Linked DNA regions of Homo sapiens: regions 1, 3, 4 and 5 are each linked to region 2. Evidence: chromatin loops called from intact Hi-C (ENCODE). Cell type or tissue: dorsolateral prefrontal cortex. All regions are shown on one strand.

Region 1 (4,000 bases), 450 kb after region 2:
GGCTCACACCTATAATCCCAGCACTTTGGGAGGCCGAGGCAGGTGGATCACCTGCGGTCAGGAGTTCGAGACCAGCCTGATCAACATGGTGAAACCCCGTCTCTACGAAAAATATATAAATTAGCCAGGTGTGGTGGGGGGCACCTGTAATTCCAGCTACCCGAAAGGCTGAGGCAGGAGAATGAATTGAACCCTGGAGGCAGAGTTTGCAGTAATGAGCTGAGATCGCGCCACTGCACTCCAGCCTCGGCGACCGAATGAGACTCGGTCTCAGAAAAAAAAAAAAAAAGAAAAAGTGTCTCTCTTTGCAACAACAGTTCACTCAGGCCTTTGATGACATAATAAAGGCTGTTATCAGTCCCCAGAGAGGTCACCTGAGGCCTGGGGACCCTGGGGGTTGAGAGAGAGAGCACCAGCCGATGTGTGTGTGTATGTGTGTTGGAGGGAGGTGTGTGCCCCAGAGCCTCTAATCCCCCCGTTTTTGTTTCTGCCCTGAGCCTCCTGTCCTGCAGCTGGGCCAGAAACCAACAGCATCTGGGACCCCCAGGAGATCGCTGGGCTGCCCCTGAGGAGTTCAGCGGCTGAGTTAAGAGGGCGGACTTTCTTTCTGCAAATTTACCGCCCGAGACAAATTCCTGGCCAAGTCTTGGGAGACATTTCCTCTGAAACAAGAGGGACCCCACAAGTCTGTGATAATTCCAGGGGGCCCTGGAGAATCAGGGGTCATGGAATCCAGGGCCGATGCCAGCAGAGTCTGTACTGCAGCCAAGAAAAAGCTCGAAGGGGGATGGCGGGCAGGCTGTCCTGGGATCCCCACCTGGGTGGATGGCTCCCGCTGGTCACTGCCAGCTGCTTACCTCTCTTGAAGGCCCACCGCTTCAGCCACAGCTTGGAGAAGGCCGGCCAGGAGTGGTTGAGCACCGAGTCAGCCATGGGGGCCATGCGTGCGTGTGAGAGCTTGAGTGTGAGCTGGCCTGGGAATCCCTGCCAGGATGGGGCTGCCAGTAAGAGGGGCGGAGACTGCCTCCAAGGTCTGCCAGATACATCAGCTGATAGAAGCCTGGGGCTTCAGCAGGGGGGCTGGGGTTTCCAGCTCAGGGGCCCAGGGACCCCTGGTTTGAGGAGAAGCCAAGCCCTTTAGCACCCTCTGTCCCTTAAACCCAGTCTTACAGGCCTCTTACCCTGGCTGGACAAGACAATCTTAGGGAAATACAAGTACAAACTGGGTCCCTCGGGGAGCCTGGGTGTGCATGGATGTCTGAGTGTTTGTGTGTGTGTGCGTGCCATCGTCTTGGTGGGTTTGATGATGCATTTCCATGTTGTGTAGAGAGCACGTGCTTTTGGGTTTGTGATTCTGTGTTTCAGGGTGAGTTCTGAATATCAGCTTGTCAATGTGGGGGTGTATTTGATTATCTAGATAGTTTTAAAAGTGTCTCTGTGATTGTCTGTGTGTGTGTGTGTGTGTGTGTGTGTGTGTGTGTGTGTGTGTGTGAAGCCCATTGGTATCCGTGAGGTCAGATTTAACTACATGACTCATCTGTGTCTTGGGGAGATCTGTTTCTAGTATCTATGAGGTGGTTTTGGTGTCCGCCTGGGTTTCTGTGTTTCTACATATTTGTGTCTTCATCTGTTTCTGTTTTTTGTTTGTTGTTTGTTAGTTTTGAGATGGGTCTTGCTCTGTCACCCAGGCTGGAGTGCAATGGCGTGACCACAGCTCACTGCAGCCTCCAACTCCCGGTCTCAAGGGATCCTCCGGCCTCAGCCTCCTGAGTAGCTAGGACTACAGGTGTGTGCCACCACACTGGCTAAGTTTTGTATTTTTTGTAGAGCTGGGGTCTCACTATGTTGCCCAGGCTGGTCTCAAAACTCCCAGGCACAAGCGATCCTCCTGCCGCGGCCTCGCAAAGTGCTGGGATTGCAGGCATTGAGCCACATCACCTTTCTCTCTGTACCCAAGTGTGGGGTATGGTGTGTGTGTGTCAACGAGTGCTCATCCGTGCAGGTGCTGCCCCCTCGTGGTGGAAGCTCCTTTATCAGCGTCTTCACTCCTTGTGTCTGAAAAATCCCTGCTTCAAATCCTGGCTTCAAATCCCAGCTCCTCCAGCACGTACTTGCTGTGTGACTCCCTCCTTCAGTCTCCCAATTGTTTACATTACTTCCCAGCCCCAAATCACCCCCAGCCCCAAATCAGCCTCCCAAAGTGCTGGGATAACAGGCATGAGCCTGTTATTTTTTAACTTTTATTTTTGAGACAGGATCTCACTCTGTTACCCAGGCTGGAGTAGTATGATCTATAGCTCACTGCAGCCTCGAACCCGTTGGCTCAAGCAATCCTCTTGCCTCAGACTCCTGAGTAGCTGGGAATGTACATGCATGCTATCACACTTGGCTATTTTTTTTACTTTTTTCTTTTTTGTAGGGATGGGGTCTTCTATGTTGCCCAGGCTGGTCTCAAACTCCGAGCTTCAAGTGACCCTCCTGGCTCAGCCTCCAAAGTTTTGGGATTACAGGCGTGAGCCATGGCACCCAGCCAAATCTCACTTTAAAAATACAACAGGGATATCTATTTCTTTTCTTTTTCTTTCTTTCTTTTTTTTTTTTTTAGACAGAGTCTTGCTCTGTCACCCAGACTGGAGTGCAGTGGCTGATCTCAGCTCACTGCAACCTCCAACCTCCACCTCCTAGATTCAAGCGATTCTCCTGCCTCAGCCTCCCTAGTAGCTGGGATCACAGGCGTGCACCACCATGCCCAGCTAATTTTTGTATTTGTAGTAGAGGCAGGGTTTTGCCATGTTGGCCAGACTGGTCTTGAACTCCTAACCTCAGGTGATCCTCCCACCTCGGCCTCCGAAAGTACTGGGATTACAGGTGTGAGCCACCACACCTGGCTAAATCTCACTTTAAAAAAATACAACAGGGATATCTATTTCTTTTTCTTTTTCTTTTCTTTTCTTTTTCTTTTTTTTTTTTGAGATGGAGTTTCACTTTTGTTGCTGAGGCTGGAATGCAATGGCGCAATCTCGGCTCACTGCAACCTCTGCCTCCCGGGTTCAAGTGATTCTCCTGCCTCAGCCTCTCAAGTAGCTGGGATTACAGGCGCCCGCTACCATGCCTGGCTAATTTTTTGTATTCTTAGTAGAGATAGGGCTTTGCCATATTGGCCAGGCTGGTCTCGAACTCCTGACCTCAGGTGATCCAACCACCTCAGCCTCCCAAAGTGCTGAGATTACAGGCGTGAGCCACTGCACCCAGCTGGAATATGTATTTCTAATGATGGCAGGCTAGCTTATTGCAGATTTATTCTCCCACCAAGAACAAATAGAAAAGCTGGACAAAATTGGAAGAGTGAAAAACCACCCTTGCTTGGAAGGCATTGGCAGTCAGAGTTGGAAGAATCACGGCCCTGGAAAGAAAGGAAACCTAGGGGCCAGGCGCGGTGGCTCACACCTGTAATCCCAGCACTTTGGGAAGCCGAGGTGGGCAACTCACTGGAGGTCAGGAGTTCGAGACCAGCCTGGCCAACATGGTGAAACCCCGTCTGTACTAAAAATACAAAATTAGCCAGGCATGGTGGTGGATGCCTGTAATCCCAGCTATTCAGGAGGCTGAGGCAGGAGAATCGCTTGAACCTGGGAGGCAGAGGTTGTGATGAGCCAAGATCATGCCACTGCACTCCAGCTTGGATGACAGAGCAAGAGTCTATGTCAAAAAAAAAAAAAAAAAAAAAAGGCCAGGCACGGCGACTCACACCTGTAATTCCAGCACTTTGGGAGGCCGAGGTGGGCGGATCATGAGGTCAGGAGATCGAGACCATCCTGGCTAACACTGTGAAACCCCGTCTCTACTGAAAATACAAAAAAATAGCCGGGCGTGGTGGCAGGCACCTGTATTCCCAGCTACTCGGGAGGCTGAGGCAGGAGAATGGCGTGAACCTGGGAGGTGGAGCTTGCAGTGAGCCCAGATCATGCCACTGCACGACAGCCTGGGTGACAGAGTGAGA
Region 2 (4,000 bases):
GTAAATAAATAAATAAATAAATAAATAAAACAAAACAAAAAAGAAGAGCTCACCAGAGCCAGCAGCCTGAAACAAAAGTGCTGGTGGAAAGGTTTATGGGGTGCCAGTTTAGTCAGTCACCCCTGTGTAGGACACCTATGGAAAACTGTAGGGGGCCCTTAGGAGAATCATCTCCGCAAGCCATTAAGTTCCCAGGCCAGAGGGCATGACCTGCTCTGCGGCTTTACACAGAATGCTCTGGGCTGACACACTCCCTTGAAGTGTTGGAACGTGACCAGACATCCTAGCTCCTTGTAAAACCGGCCCCCACCAGCTGCAGCCCGATAAGTTAAAGACTGTCTTAGCAGTTAGACATATGCTTTTAGCTTAAAGGAAATTCATATAACCGCCACTGCTCTACATCTTTCCAATGACGTACGCTCCCGCTCCTTCACCGTTTCATCCCAGCTGCTTCTTAGATCAAAAGATTGTGCTCAATAAATCGTCAGGCAACCAGAACTCTGGGCGTTTTGCAGCCTTCACTCTAGCAACTGGCCCCCTGGGCCTGCTTTAAAATCTTAACTTGTCTTTTCTCATTCCTTTGTCGCCACCGGACTTCAGGTACCCACGGGTAGTGTTGAGGCTGGACCCCACCATCTGGCGCCCAACGTGGTATCTCCAAAACAACCGGGTGAAGGAATGCAGGAGCGTCGAAAATGAAGGACCGACAGATGGAGAACTCCCAAGGACGAAAAGTTTTTTTTTAATTTTTACTTATTTATTTATTTATTTATTTTTGAGACGGAGTCTCGCTCTGTCACCCAGGCTGGAGTGCAGTGGCTCGATGTCGGCTCACTGCAAGCTCCGCCTCCCGGGTTCACGCCCTTCTCCTGCCTCAGCTCCCAAGTAGCTGGGACTACAGGCGCCCGCCTCCACGCCCGGCTAACTTTTTGTATTTTTAGTAGAGACGGGGTTTCACCATGTTAGCTATGATGGTCTTGATCTCCTGACCTCGTGATCCGCCCGCCTCGGCCTCCCAAAGTGCTGGGATTACAGGCGTGAGCCACCGCGCCGGCCAACGAAAAGACTTTTAAGCTCTGCAGGTAAGCGGGGCGCTCGGAGAATTCCAGGGTAACAACAGGAAATTGTGGGTCAGGCTGAGAGTAGACATAATAATTATTTGAGTTTGGTGCGGCAGTTATTGTGCCACTGTGGTTAAACGTGAGCACCCAAAATCTTCTGTCCCTGTTTCAGCTAATAGAACAATATTCTCCTTGGTTCCCGGAACACAGCTCCATGGATTTGAAAGACTGGGAAAAAATAAGGGCTGACTTCAAACAGGCACAAAAAGAGGGTCAAGAAATTCCTTTCTCCGCTTGGTCTGTGTGGGCGGCAGTGAAAACAGCACGTGAGCCTTTGCAGACTGAGGAGGAACCAGCATTTGGAAATGAAGGAGACGAGTTTGACGGTCAGGAGAGTGCACCATCTAGCTCCAGTTTAAAAAAGGCGGAGAATCAGGAGGTTATATATGCTAACCAAACACATATGAAAGAGACCGTCCAACCTACCGCACCCTCAGGGGAAGCTCCGGAATGGCCACCCGCGCCTAAGCCTTGTGAATTGCGGGCATGGAAGCCTGAGACGCGGTTCGCCGCGCCCATTGTTGCAAAACCTGCCGTTAATTACGGTAAAGGGATGATTCAGGCTCAGCCACCAGTTAATTAAAATTCAGGCTCGCCCTGCCGTTCATTACGGGGAAGGAGCAATTTCCCTTAAAAATGGATGACCCAGCGCCCTGTCTGGGTCGAACAGTGGCCGATCCCTAAGGAAAAATTGGGGGCGCTTTATGAAATAGTTAAAGAATTACTAGAAAAAGGACATGTTTCACACCCACTTTTTCTCCTTGGAATTCCCCAGTATTTGTAATTAAGAAAAAGTCCGGCAGATGGCGCATGCCGACCGATTTACTAGCGGTCAACGCTGTAATTCAACCGATGGGAGCTTTACAACCAGGGCTCCCATCCCCCATTATAATCCCTAAAGACTGGCCGCTTGTTATTATAGATTTAAAAGATTGCTTTTTTTTTTTTTTTTTTTTTTTTTTTTTTTTTACAATTCCTTTAGCAGAGGCAGATTTCGAAAAATTTGGCTTTACCATCCCTGCAGTTAATAATAAAGAACCTGCAGCCAGATATCATTGGAAGGTTTTACCTCGGGGTATGTTAAACAGTCTCACAATTTGTCAGACTTTTGTAGGCAGAACTATCCAGCCTGTTAGAGATCAATTTCCAGATGTGTGCAGCAAAAAATAGAGGCCAACTTATTCAATGTTATTCATCTTTGCAAAAGGCAATTACAAACGCTGGATTGCTTAAAGCATCTGACAAAATTCAAACAACCACTCCTTTTCAGTATTTGGGAATGCAAGTACAGGATAGAGCATTAAGCCTCAAAAGGTTCAAATTAGAAAAGCTTCTTTAAAAACCTTAAATGGGCGGGGGGGCAGTGGCTCACGCCTGTAATCCCAGCACTTTGGGAGGCTGAGGCGGGCGGATCACAAGGTCAGGAGATCGAGACCATCCTGGCTAACACAGTGAAACCCCGCCTCTACTAAAAATACAAAAAATTAGCCGGGCGTGGTGGCTGCGCGCCTGTAGTCCCAGCTACTCGGGAGGCTGAGGCGGGAGAATGGCGTGAACCCGGGAGGCGGAGCTTGCAGTGAGCCGAGATCAAGCCACTGCCCTCCAGCCTGGGGGACAGAGCAAGATTCCGTCTCAAAAACAAAAACAAAAACCAAATAAACCTTAAATGATTTTCAAAAATTGTTAGGCGATATTAATTGGATTCGGCCCACCTTAGGAATTCCTACTTATGCTATGTCTAATCTCTTCTCAATACTGAGGGGAGACTCCAGTTTACACAGTAAAAGAGAACTAACACCCGAGGCCATGAAAGAGTTAAGAGTAATTGAAGAAAAAATTCCGCAAGCCCAGGTCAGTAGGATTGACCCAGACTTGCCTTTACAATTCATTGTTTTCCCTACTTCACACTCCCCAACGGGGATTATTGTTCAAAATAATGATTTAGTTGAATAGTCCTTTTTGCCACGTAATACCATAAAAACACTTACAGTATATTTAGATCAGATGGCAATTTTAATTGGACAGGCTCGTATGCGAGTTGTTAAACTTTGTGGCACTGAACCTAATAAGATTATAGTTCCTATAAATAAAAATCAGGTTAAACAGGCATTTATTAATTCAGTTACATGGCAAGTTTATTTAGCAGAATTTGTTGGATGTATTGATAATCATTATCCTAAAAATAAAACTTTCCAGTTCTTAAAATTAACTACATGGGTTCCTCCGAAAATTACTCGTGATGCCCCTTTGGAAGGAGCTGTGACTGGTTTTTTTGTTTTGTTTTTGTTTTTTGAAACGGAGTCTCGCTGTGTCGCCCAGACTGGAGTGCAGTGGCGCTATCTCGGCTCACTGCAAGCTCCGCCTTCCCGGTTCACGCCATTCTCCTGCCTCAGCCTCCCCAGTAGCTGGGACTACAGGCGCCTGCCACCACGCCCTGCTAATTTTTTTGTATTTTTAGTAGAGACGGGGTTTCACCGTGTTCTCAATCTCCTGACCTCGTTATCCGCCCGCCTCGGCCTCCCAAAGTGCTGGGATTACCTGCATGAGCCACCGCGCCCGGCGGGAGCTGTGACTGGTTTTACTAATGGGTCTGGTAAAGATGGAAAAGCGGCAGTCTGGTGGAGACCACGTAATCCAATCACTGGATCTAAATTTACTAGCATTCGGAGAGCTGAGGCTGTTCTGTTTATTTATTAAATTACTTTTACAGCCTTAAGTTCGCTCTGGAGCCCACTCTGTGTGCCTCTTTTTCTTCAACTTCAGCAATTGCCGGACCAAGGTACACATCCTATTTTTATTACACACGTTTGAGCCCACAGATCTCTGCCTGGCCCATTGGCTTGTGGCAAGATCAAGCAGACCTTCAGGTTATGACATCA
Region 3 (4,000 bases), 150 kb after region 2:
GACCCTCAGGGCTGTGCCCATTCCAGGCTCTTCTGCTGAGCTCATGTAACCGCTTGCCTCAAGGCATTCCACAAATAATACATAAGTCAATGTATCACGTTGTCACTTTCTGTACAAACCAGCTAGTTCCGGAGGGAAGCAGAAAGCCTTTTTCAGAAGAACCACAGCTAATTCCAGTAGCAGGAATGATAAAGTTGGACATAATCCTCAAGAGAGTAATGAATCAAAAATGGATGGCGGGCCAGGCACGGTGGCTGATGCCTGTAATCCCAGCACTTTAGGAGGATGAGGCAGGTGAATCATTTGAGGTCAGGAGTTCAAGACCAGCTTGGCCACCATGGTGAGACCCCGTCTCTACTAAAAATACAAAAATTAGCCTGGCATGGTGGCTCATGCTTGTAGTCCCAGCTTCTTGGGAGGCTGAGGCAGGAGAATTGATTGAACCCTGGAGGTGGAGATTGCAGTGAGCCAAGATTGCATCACTGCACTCCAGCCTGGGCAACAAGAGCGAAACTCTATCTCAAAAACAAACAAACAAACAATAACAACAACAAAATTGATGGCTGCTAATGACTTTTTTTCTTTTCTTTCCTTTTTTATTTTTATTTTTTATGAGACAGGGTCTCACTCTATCGCCCAAACTGGAGTGCAGTGCCGAGATCATAACTCAGTGCAGCCTCAACCTCTTGGACTCAAGTGATCTTCCCACCTCAGCCTCCCATGTAGCTGGGACTACAAGCAATTGCTGCCACATCTGGCTAATTATTTTATTTTGTTGTATTTTATTTATTTATTTTTTGAGACAGAGTCTTACTCTGTCACCCAGGCTGGAGTGCAATGGCATGATCTCAGCTCACTGCAACCTCCGCCTCCTGGATTCAAGTTATTCTCCTACCTCAGCTTCCTGAGTAGCTGGGATAACAGGTGTGCACCACCACGCCTGGTTAATTTTTGGTTTTTTGGTAGAGACGGGGTTTCATCATGTTGGCCAGGCTGGTCTTGAACTCCTGACCTCAAGTGATCCGCCCATCTCAGCCTCCCAAAGTGCTGGGATTACAGGTATGAGCCACCGTGCCCGGTCTTTATTTTATTTTTAGTAGAGACAGGGTTTTGCTATGTTGCCCAGGCTGGTCTCAAACTCCTGGGCCTAAGTGATCCTCCTGCCTTGGCCTCCCAAAGTGCTGGGAACTACAGGCGTGAGCCACTGGGCCCAGCTCCTGTTAACATCTTTATGTGGAGAGTTACTGGGGACCAGGGACATTCCCCAAACCCACCCATCAATCGTAGTGACATGACGTTATGGACCCCCTGATGTGATGTACCAGGAAGTACCCGGCCCTACCAGCATGATATTATTCTGGCTGCAACTGACCCTTATTCCAATAGAGCATGTGGTTCTAAGCCATTTATAGGGTAAACATTGGGGCAGGGATGGGGAGAGAGGAAGCAACCTGCCAAATCCAGAATGAGGATCATTCCTCGGTACCAGAAGAGAACCAGAAAGAAAGCACCCTAAGTGGGGATACCACAAGGAAGTAAAGCAGGGGCCTCTCCCAGCTGGGGAAGGGAAGGAGGAAGGAGTACAATAGCTTGCAAGGCACAGCATTGCGGATGATGGGAATAGCAGGTGCAAAGGTTCTGGGGCAGGGACAGTGTGGTGTGTTTGAAGAACAGCAGCCAGGTTCACCATGAGATGGGAAATGGACTTGGGGGAAGGGATCTCAAAGGATAATTTTTTTTTTTTTTTTGAGACAGGGTTTCGCTCTTGTTGCCCAGGCTGGAGTGCAGTGGCATGATGGCTCACTGCAACCTCTGCCTTCCGGTTTCAAGCGATTCTCCTGCCTCAGCCTCCCGAGTAGCTGGGATTACAGGCGCCCACCACCACGCCCGGCTAATTTTTGTATTTTTAGTAGAGACAGGGTTTCACCATGTTGGCTAGACTGGTCTTGAACTCCTGACCTCGTGATCCGCCCGCCTCGGCCTCCCAAAGTGCTGGGATTACAGACGTGAGCCACCGCGCCCGGCCCCCCAACTTTTTTTTTGTTTTTAACACAACTTCTCGCTTTCTCACCCAGGCTGGAGGGCAGAGGCACAATCATAGCTCACTGCAGCCTCGAACTCCTAGGCTCCAGCGATCCTCACAGGAGGGTTTTGAGGATCTGCATAAAGCGTGCAGAGGGAGCTTGACTTCGTGCTCGTTAGGACCCGATATTGTCAGCTGCCGCCGCCCACAGGGACACATAAATATTTGTAGACTCAATATTTGCCTTTAGTGTGAAGACATTGCATCACCTGGGTATAAGTAAGGAGCAGAGGCAGAGGCGGTTTAAGCAACAGACTTTTGTCTCCGCTGAGAACCACGGAATAACCCCTGACCTACTTCCCCGTCGTGTCTAATTCGGGTCACCTCATCTCCAGTTACAGACGCGGAAGATCAAAGAAACCGGGAAATTGCGCCGCAGCGCCCCCTGGCGTTCGCAGCGCGTGCCTACACAAGCCACTCCCGGCGCAAAACTGCGGCTTCCCAGGAAATTGAGTTTAAATGTTTTTTTTTCTTTTTTCTTAATCTAGAAAAGATCATTTATTGTATCAAGTAACTACCCAGTTAGGCGTGAATACATTTTAAAATTTTTATTAAAACGAGTATTGGCCGGGCGCGGTGGCTCACTCCTGTAATCCCAGCACTTTGGGAGGCCAAGGCAGGTGGATCACGGCGTCAGGAGTTCGAGACCATCCCGGCCAACATGGTGAAACCCCGTCTCTACTAAAAATACAAAAATTAGCTGGGCGTGGTGGCACGCACCTGTAGTCCCAGCTACTCGGGAGGCTGAGACAGAAGAATCGGTTGAACCGGGGAGGCGGAGGTTGCAGTGAGCTGAGATCATGCCACTGCACTCCAGCCTGGGCGACGGAGCGAGACTCCATCTCCAAAAAATAAATAAATAAATAAATATAATATAATATAAAATAAAATAAAAAGAGTATTGTAGAGATTGGCTGGGCACAGTGGCTCACACCTCTAATTCCTGCATTTTGGGAGGCTGAGGTGGGAGGTCTTCAGCCCAGGAGTTAGAGACCAGCCTGGCCAACATGGCAAAACCCCATCTCTACTAAAAGTACAAAAATTCGCTGGGCATGGTGTCGCACGTCTGTGATCCCAGCTTTTTGGGAGGCTGAGGCAGGAGAATCGCTTGAACCCAGGAGGCAGAGGTTACAGTGAATCGAGATCGCACCACTGCACTCCAGCCTGGGCAACAGAGTGAGACCTTGTCTCAAAAATACATATATTTAGGAATTTGCTATGTTGCCCAGGCTGGCCTCAAACTCCTGGCCTCAAGCAATCCTCCCACCTCGCCCTCCCAAAGTGCTGGGATTGCAGGCGTGAGCCACTGTGCCCGACCTTGAGCTTAAGTTTTAAACATTAAAACCACCTCCCTCCCACTCCCTGCACCTCCCGTAAGTTAAAACGCGTCCCTGCTGAGGCCCTGCAAAGGCATATCCAGGGCAGGCGGACCCCAGGGGTCCACAGCCGACCCACTTTCTTCCCCACACCTCATCCCCTTCACAACTCTCCTCATCCATCTCCCTGCCCTGGTGGGAGATTCCGATAAATCCTAATTGTGGAACTGCTGAATCAGAGGGGGCTGCATTTTCCTTAGCCCCCACCTGCAAATTGTGTGTGCAGTTTTTCTGGGATGAGTGTCCTTAGATTTCCCTGAATTCTCAAAAGGATCTGTGACCTCAAAATCAGGAGAGAGGCCGGGCACGGTGGCTCACGCCTGTCATCCCAGTACTTTGGGAGGCCGAGGTGGGCAGATCGCTTGAGCCCAGGAGACCAGCCTGGGCAACATAGCCAGACCCAGTCTCTACAAAAAATTAAAAGATTAACTGGGCTTGGTGATGTGCACTCATGGTCCCAGCTACTCAGGAGGCTGAGGTGGGAGGATCGCTTGAGCACAGGCGGTAAGAGAGGCTCTACCTCTGAAGAGGATGCTTCCCC
Region 4 (4,000 bases), 220 kb after region 2:
CCAAAGTGCTGGGATTACAGGCGTGAGCCACCACGCCCAGCCAGTGTCCTCATTTTCTGTTTCTTGTCCACCTTCTATCTTTCCCCCAAACACTATCCCTGTTGTGGAATTATAGACTATTCCAAAAGAACAGAGCCTTAAACATCTGCTAGTCCAAACCTTTCCCCGGAGCTCACAAAATTCAGCCTATCCTTGATTCTTTCTGTGAACAGGGAGCTCATTATTGAGAAAAGCCATATTTTCCAGCTCTGTTGACCACACAGTTATTCCTTTAGCAGATTCATGCATACAGTAAATACTCAATTGATGTTTGTGGAATCTGTTTCCTGGCCCTTCTGGTACTTTCTGAGCCCCCATCACCCTGACTTACCTTTCAGTATGCTCTCCTCACTTCTCAACTTCTCTACTAAGTTATGTATCCTAAGGCTGGGTGCAGTGGCTTATGCCTGTAATCCCAGCACTTTGGGAGGCCAAAGCGGGAGGATCGCTTGAGCCCAGGAATTGGAGACCAACCTGGGCAACAAAGGGAGACCCACATCTCTACAAAAGATTTAAAAAATTAGCAGGGTGTGGTGGAGCACCTCTGTAGCTACTTAGGAGGCTGAGGCAGGAGGATGTTTTGAGCCCAAGAGTTTGAGGCTCCAGTGAGCCGTGATCACGCCACTGCACGCCAGCCTGGAAAACAGTGAGACCTTGTCTATATATATATCCTAGATGTAAACATCATTTTCAAGGTGTGAAGTGACTTGCAGTCGTCATAGAGTTTATTATTTTATTACTTATTTTATTTTATTTCATTTTGAGACAGAGTCTCGCTGTGTCACCCAGGCTGGAGTGCAGTGGTGCGATCTTGGCTCACCGCAACCTCTGCTTCCCAGGTTCAAGCAATTCTCCTGGCTGAGCCTCCCAAGTAGCTGGGATTACAGGTGCCCACTGCCATGCCCAGCTAATTTTTTTTTTTTTTTTTTGAGACGGAGTTTCGCTCTTGTTGCCCAGGCTGGAGTGCAATGGCGCAATCTTGGCTCACTGCAACCTCCGCCTCCCGGGTTCAGGCTATTCTCGTGCCTCAGCCTCCCGAGTACCTGAGATTACAGGCATGCGACACCACGCCTGACTACTTTTGTATTTTTAGTAGGGACGGGCTTTCTCCATGTTGGTCAGGCTGGTCTCGAACTCCTAACCTCAATTGATCTACCCACCTCGGCCTCCCAACGTGCTCGGATTACAAGTGTGAGTTACTGCGCCTGGCCTGGCCATATATATATATTTCTATAAACTTATTTATAATAAATATATTAACATATATTTATTAATGTATTTGTTAAATATATATTAATAAATATATAAATAAATATATATTAATAAATATATAAATAAATACATATTAATAAATATATAAATAAATATATATGAATAAATCACCAAGCAACTAATGTGAACAAATCTGTCCCTTAGGGGCAGAAACTTACCACAGGGAGGGACTTCGTGTGGTGGATTGTAGAAGTAATAATTCCCGGTTTGTTCACATCTGCTCGTATCCACGCCCTTGGGGAGTCCCCTCCCATGCTGACTCAGGGTTTGGCCATATGACTTATTTTGGCCAATGGGACAATAGAAAATGTGAGAGAAGCAGAGGCTTGAAAAGCATTTGCACACTGAGGTAAAAGAGGGGATATCACTACAGTCCCTATGGACATTAAAAGGATAATGAGGAAATTTTATGAACAACTCTGTGGCAATAAATTTGACAATTTACCTGACATAGACAAGTTCCTCAAAATGCAAAACCACTACGCCTTTATTTTATTTTGAGATGGAGTCTTGCTCTTGTCACCCAGGCTGGAGTGCAATGGCACAACCTTGGCTCACTGCAAACCTCCACCTCCCTGGTTCAAGCGATTCTCCTGCCTCAGCCTCCTGAGTAGCTGGGATTGCAGGCACCTGCCACCATGCCCGGAAAGAAAAGTACAGACCAATATTCTTCAGGAACATCGATACAAACAATCCATCACAAAATATTAGCAAATTGAGTCCAGGAGTATATAAAGAGGAAAACATGTCCTGATCAAGTGGAATTTGTCCGAGGGATACAAGGTGGGTTCGGCATTTGAAAATCAATCAATGGGACTGGGCAAGGTGGCTCAGAGAGAGACTCTGTTTAAAAAAAAAAAAAAAAAGTGGCCGGGTGTGATGGCTCATGCCTGTAATCCCAGCACTTTAGGAGGCTGAGGCAGGTGGATCACCTGAGGTCAGGAGTTCGAGACCAGCCTGGCCAACATGGTGAAACCCCGTCTCAACTAAAAATAAAAAAATTAGCTGCGTGTGGTGGCAGGCACCTGCAATCCCAGCTACTCGGGGGACCAAGGCAGGAGAATCGCTTGAACCCGGGAGGCGGAGGTTGCAGTGAGCTGAGATCGCGCCAGTGCACTCCAGCCTGGGGGATAAGAGGGAGACCTTGTCTCAAAAAAATAAATAAAATAAAATAAAATCAATCAATGGAATTGCCAAATTAAGAGATTAAACAAAGAAATACATGAAACATGGCTAATATCATACTTAATAGTAAGACTCAATGTTTTATCCTAAGATTGGAAACAAGGTAAGGATGTCCAGTTTTGTTTTGTTTTGTTTTTTTTTTGAGACAGTCTCTCTGTCGCCATGCTGGAGTGCAGTGGCGCGATCTCAGCTCACTGCAACCTCTGCCTCCCAGGTTCAAGCAATTCCCCTGCCTGAGCCTCCTGAGTAGCTGGGATTACAGGCGCGTGCCACCTTGCCTGGCTTCTTTTTTTTTTTTTTGTATTTTAGTTGAGACGGGGTTTCACCATGTTGGCCAGGATGATCTCGATCTCCTGACCTCGTGATCTGCCCACCTCGGCCTCCCAAAGTGCTGGGATTACAGGCGAGAGCCACCGCGCCCAGCCTGGTTTTTGTTTTGTTTTTTGAGACAGGGTGTTGTTGCTTTGTCCCTCAGGCTGGAGTGCAGTGGCACGATCTCATCTCACTGCAACCTCTGCCTTCCAGGTTCAAACGATTCTCCCAACTCAGGCTGCCAAGTAGCTGGGATTACAGGCACATGCCACCACACCCAGCTAATTTTTGTATTTTTAGTAGAGACGGGGTTCCGCATTGTTGGCCAGGCCGGTCTCGAACTCCTGACCTCAGGTGATCCGCCCACCTTGGCCTCCCAAAGTGCTGAGATTACAGGCGTGAGCCACCATGCCTGGCCAAGGATGTCTGTTCTTACTACCTCTATTCAGTATTGTATTGGAAGTCCCAGACAGTGCAATAAGGTAGGAAATGAAATAAAAAGCACACAGACTTGGAAAGAAGAGAAAGATGATAGCGAACATATATGAAAAGAAAGAAAAATAAAACATCATCTACACAAAAAATCAGAATGAATGTACAAAAAACCTACTAGATCCAGTAAGTGATTTAGTGAAGTTGTAGAATACAAGGTCTATATATAAAACTAAACTGTATTTCTACACGATAACAATGAATAATTGGGAATTGAAAAATTTAAAAATCAATATCTTTTTTTTTTTTTGAGATGGAGTTTGGCTCTTGTTGACCAGGCTGGAGTTCAGTGGCGCCATCTCAGCTTATCACAACCTCCACCTCCTGGGTTCAAGCGATTCTCCTGCCTCAGCCTCCTGAGTAAATGGGATTACAGGCATGCGCCATCACGCCCATCTAATTTTTGTATTTTTAGTACAGACAGGGTTTCTCCATGTTGGCCAGGCTGGTCCCGAACTCCCAACCTCAGGTGATCCACCCACCTCAGCCTCCCAAAGGGCTAGGATTATAGGTGTGAGTCACCATGCCTGGCTTTTTTTTTTTTTTTTTTTTTTTTTTTTTAGGACTAAGTCTCACTCTGTTGCCCCAGGCTGGAGTGCAGTGGCATGATCTCAGCTCACTGCAACCGCTGCCTCCAGAGTTCAAGTGATTCTCCTGCCTCAGCATTCCTGAGTAGCTGGAATTACAGGCACCTGCCACC
Region 5 (4,000 bases), 120 kb after region 2:
GATCATGAGCGTGGTGCCCTTGTGCCAGTGCGCCGTGACCTTGGCAGGGAAGCCGCTGTGTGTGAGCACCGCCTCCACGATGCCCGCCGTGAAGCTGGCGCAGTTGAGCGTGCTGTTCTCCTTGGGCACGGAGATGTAGGTGTTGATGAGCGGCTCGCGCTCGATGATGTAGAAGGTGCGCGCGTCATCGTTGGCCTGCTCCAGCTTGTCCGCCTCCTTGCCGAAGAGCGCCTTCCACACGGCGCCCTTGACGAAGAGCAACGCGCCTAGCACCTTGGTCTCACGCCGGGCACCCTTTTCGCGCGCCACCAGCGCATCCAGCACGCGCGCGCCCACCTGGCGGCCCAGCGCGGCCAGGCGCGACTGCAGCTCGGCCACGGAGAAGACGCGGCTCTGGCAGTGCTGTACCAGCTCGGAGAACAGCAGTGCGAAGGCGCTCAGGCTCACCTCGGTGCGCGGCCGCGCCAGCGCGCGCTCCAGCAGCGCCGACTTCCCGCGCGTGAAGCGCGCCTCCATGCCGCCGCCACCCTGCGGGGAGACCAGGAAGTGCAGGTGTCAGGGGCAATGGGAAGGGGAGCAGGCCGGGAGGAAAGGAGGGAGAACCGCGAGGGGCCCTGGGACACCCTCGACCCATGCCACTGTTGTGTGCTCCAGTGCCGACTTCCCACTTGCAAAGAGATGCGCGTAAAACACGCCTCGATTACACGTAACCAGATAAATCAAGGGAGGGGGGAGTCTTATACCCTCGGCAGGCAGCGGGCTAGCGGGAGTGGGGACAAGGTGGGAGGAGAGACACGAGGGGGAACAGAAGAGGAGGCCGAAACCACCCAACCCTCGGGCATGCAGACGGTTCAATTGCGAAAGCGCCTTCCTGCCCGCTCCGCCACCTACAGGAGTAACTAGAAAACTAGTGTATGGGGGGAGGGGCGTCAGATCTAGGGCAGGGAGGTGACAAAGATGAGGCACCACGAGGGGATATGGGCAGTCGCTCCTGCCCCGCCCTGCGCTCCAGCACAGACGACCCTCGGGAACTTTCCTGCCGGCCCCCTGCGGAAAGCCAGAGTAAAGGGGGTGGAGGGTGGGAGTGGGGTAGGAGCGTGTCAAGACCAAAAGCCAGGAGGGTTGGGGGCTTTAACAGGGGGGATCCGTGGGGCCAGGCAGGAGGGGCGGGTAACCCCCAACCCCAAGCCCTCAGGCAGGCAGCTCCGATGTGTCACGCAGGAACCCTTCGTCCTTTGAGACGCGGATGGGCCTGGGTTCTGAAGGCTGGGAGGAGGGGCCCAGAGGTGTTGGGAGCCTCCCACCCCCGTGCTCTCCAGAAAGGAAGCTGGATGCTGAGCAACTGTGGTCCTCCCATCAGCTGTCGGTGCGGGGAGAGGGAGATGGGGTAGGGGGCTCCTGAAGAGAAATGGGGTGGGGAGCGGGCGCCGAGACGGGATCGGAGGGGCAGCTGAGAACCCGCCCCCACCATGCATGGGGAGGTGTGTGGATGCTAAGCCGACCCCAACGAGGTCTGCGTGGGAGGTGGGAGAACCAGCGGGGAGGGGTGTCCCAGGGGCTCCGGGCCGCCCCCGCCCCAGCATGCAGATCCGTCCGTGGCGAGGGCCCTGGGCGCGCGAGATGGGAGAGGGATCGTTAAGACCCCACCACCGGGCTGCGATGGGGGCTGAAGTGAGCTGAACTGCCGTAGGGTCAGGGCCCCGCGACCCTCGCCCCGTACCTCTACACTGGGGAGAAACCCACCCTCCTCGCAGCCTCCTGAGGGGGGCCGAAGCGAGCGGGCTCGGGATCGCGGACGCCGAGACCCCAGCCCGGGACCCACACGCCCGCGGGGAAGGGGCCGGGGAGCGGACGAGGCCCGGCGCGGGCAGGGGGGTGGGTAGGGTCTCACCAGGAACCGCAGCAGTCTGCTCGGCCGAGCTGCTTTACGGCGCCGTAAAAGGCGCTGCGTGCGCAGGCGCTCGACGGGCCAGGCGTGTGGGCGGGGCGCGCGCAGCGGTGCCTGAGAGCGGCCGCAGGGGGGCGCGCGAGTCCGCGGAGCCGGACCCAGGGACGTGGCCCACGGCCGTGATGGCTGCTCCGCGCGTGGCCAGGGTCTCGCTGGCTCTGGGTGGCCCACGCTGGAGGGGACGCTTGCAGGCCTAGTCACCTGCTCAGGGCGCACGTATGACAATGGGCCAATGTATACCCTTGCACATGGACACACCTGTTGGCTTTTCCAGGCACTCCTATGTCCTTGGGGATGGGTTCAATTGTCTCAAGTGCATCCATGTGGCCCGCGGTGGCTCCCGCCTGTAACCCCAGCATTTTCGGAGGCGGAGGTGGGAGAATCACTTGAGGCCAGGAGTTTGAGACCAGCCTGGACAACATAGCTAGACTCCCACTTCTTTAAAAAAAATTAGCCAGGTGTGGTGGTGTGAACCTGTAATCCCATCTACTCGGGAGGCGGAGGCAAGAGGATCGCCTGAGCCCAGGAGGTCGAGGCTGCAATGAGTCATGATCGTACCACTGCCCTCCAGCCTGGGTGATAGAGCGAGACCCTGTCTCAAAAAAACAAAAACAAACAACAACAACAACAAATCAAGTGCATGCATGAGCGGTGGACATAGTACCTTAGGGTCATGTACACTCATGGATACATGCTCAATGGCATAGATACACTCACGGGCACAATTACACACGTGGGTACACGCTTAGGGCTTGTATATATCCGTGGTCCCAGGTACACTCAGGGAGATGTTGTATGCTCAGGGGCACCCACTCTGGGACACAGGGAAGACACAGGGAATGAGTTACTCATTCACAGATGCACAGGTACTCACGCAGGGCACTCAGTCTCGCCCACCCTGGTGCCCCGGGGTCATTGTCACGTGCAGACTCTCCCTCTCCCCAGGTCCCAAAACCCCTCCCCTTGCCCCAGTAACAGGTCCCATAGCGACGCTGTTTTCCCTTGACTTTATTTATCTTCATAAGTCACAAAATGTGAGTGCAGAGATAAATGTCTGTGTGCATGTGCCCTGAGCACACAGGGTGGCATAACTCGGCACACTCATAATGACACAGCCGTTCACCCAGCCACAGATAGTGACAGGGCACACATGGCGACACCCACATGTACGGAGATAAATCTCCCCCACCATGACATGGGTAGACAGAAAACACGCCGCAGTATACTCTAGTATGTTTACACAAACAGGGAGACAGGCCCGTGCAATGCATGTCACCAACACCCACACTCAGAGTGACATCTGCTGGAGGTGCTCAGACACAGCCACCCACCGTGACATGCCGAGACTCACATATGTCACATGACACAGGCATGCATGCCACATTCACTGTGACTCTCAGTCCTATTCATTCATCACCTTTCTGGGAGATACACTGAAATGTCCACCCTTTGCAAAATGCACACACACGCGCACGCACACACGCACATACACGAACACACGCGCACACACGCACACACACGCACGCAGGTGTACACACACACGAGCAACTCCGAGACACTCATTCACCATGACTCGAGGTTTTTCTATACGTGGGACGAGGGGCAGGTTCACACTAGGCTGGGGGGGGGGGGTCATTTCCCGTCTTCGTTGGCAGGTGCAGCCCCATCTTCCAAGTTGTGGCTTTGGCTGCCACAATGTCCTCTCATTTATTGAGGTGAGGACTCTGGGGATGGGGAGAGACCCACAGTGAGGCAGATCCCGCCCCTGGGAGAGGAGCTGGGGCTAAATCTGAAGCCCCACCCACCCTCCTCCACCTCCTGTCGGGGCGCCAACTTACGTGGCATTTTCTGCAGCACCTCCAAGATTTTCTGTACCTTTGTGTCAATGTTTTTTATGCCTAGGGGGCGGGGAGGGTTGGGTGGGAACAGATAAGTCAAGCTGCGGTGGAGCCTCAAACAAAGCCCCCACCTTCCTTGGAAGCACCCCCCCTGCCCCACACCCACCCTGGGGTACAGCAGAGCCCATGGATTTGGGGTTCCCAGGAGCCTTTC

Evidence for each region. Hi-C counts contacts between places; a loop is a spot of excess contacts. Peaks named below come from ENCODE experiments on the same cell type or tissue, not always from the same donor. Only the 100,000 strongest peaks of a DNase experiment are listed, where the experiment ranks them.
Region 1: a loop joins it to region 2, with 5 times the contacts of the local background. A loop is called at or near these places in 51 of 110 quality-filtered maps.
Region 3: it touches region 2 in a loop (16-fold over the local background); 58 of 110 quality-filtered maps call a loop at or near these places.
Region 4: a loop joins it to region 2, with 2.4 times the contacts of the local background. A loop is called at or near these places in 79 of 110 quality-filtered maps.
Region 5: it touches region 2 in a loop (5-fold over the local background); 58 of 110 quality-filtered maps call a loop at or near these places.

What each region holds. Positions count from the first base shown.
Region 1 is chr19:7,352,561-7,356,560 of GRCh38, reverse strand. The region is part of intron 1 of ARHGEF18 (Rho/Rac guanine nucleotide exchange factor 18); the gene reads right to left. Among named protein-coding and RNA genes, the nearest start is that of ARHGEF18, 5.6 kb to the right of the region's middle. RefSeq lists a silencer at 1,979-2,098. In dorsolateral prefrontal cortex, a CTCF peak has its summit at 2,008 (motif pointing left); a DNase peak (open chromatin) is centred at 2,010.
Region 2 is chr19:7,797,682-7,801,681 of GRCh38, reverse strand. The region is part of intron 1 of LOC124904628 (a long non-coding RNA gene); the gene reads right to left. Among named protein-coding and RNA genes, the nearest start is that of EVI5L, 31 kb to the left of the region's middle. In dorsolateral prefrontal cortex, CTCF peaks have their summits at 1,744 and 1,960 (motif pointing right); DNase peaks (open chromatin) are centred at 1,618 and 1,941; H3K4me3 peaks cover 1,247 bases; H3K27ac peaks cover 456 bases.
Region 3 is chr19:7,650,664-7,654,663 of GRCh38, reverse strand. No RefSeq gene overlaps it. Among named protein-coding and RNA genes, the nearest start is that of STXBP2, 16 kb to the right of the region's middle. In dorsolateral prefrontal cortex, CTCF peaks have their summits at 2,255 and 2,463 (motif pointing left); a DNase peak (open chromatin) is centred at 2,463; H3K4me3 peaks cover 529 bases; H3K27ac peaks cover 313 bases.
Region 4 is chr19:7,573,200-7,577,199 of GRCh38, reverse strand. No RefSeq gene overlaps it. Among named protein-coding and RNA genes, the nearest start is that of CAMSAP3, 21 kb to the left of the region's middle. In dorsolateral prefrontal cortex, no CTCF peak of the experiment used is centred here; no DNase peak of the experiment used is centred here.
Region 5 is chr19:7,678,770-7,682,769 of GRCh38, reverse strand. MCEMP1 (mast cell expressed membrane protein 1) reads right to left here. Exons shown (of 7, transcript NM_174918.3): 6 at 3,787-3,846; 7 at 2,941-3,672. The coding sequence ends at 3,656. TRAPPC5 (trafficking protein particle complex subunit 5) reads right to left here and starts at 1,937. Exons shown (of 2, transcript NM_001042462.2): 1 at 1,892-1,937; 2 at 1-528. The coding sequence starts at 516. RefSeq lists silencers at 413-707, 1,673-2,232. In dorsolateral prefrontal cortex, CTCF peaks have their summits at 575 (motif pointing left), 851 (motif pointing left), 1,800 and 2,009 (motif pointing right); DNase peaks (open chromatin) are centred at 119, 869, 1,959, 3,255 and 3 weaker places; H3K4me3 peaks cover 2,017 bases; H3K27ac peaks cover 2,295 bases.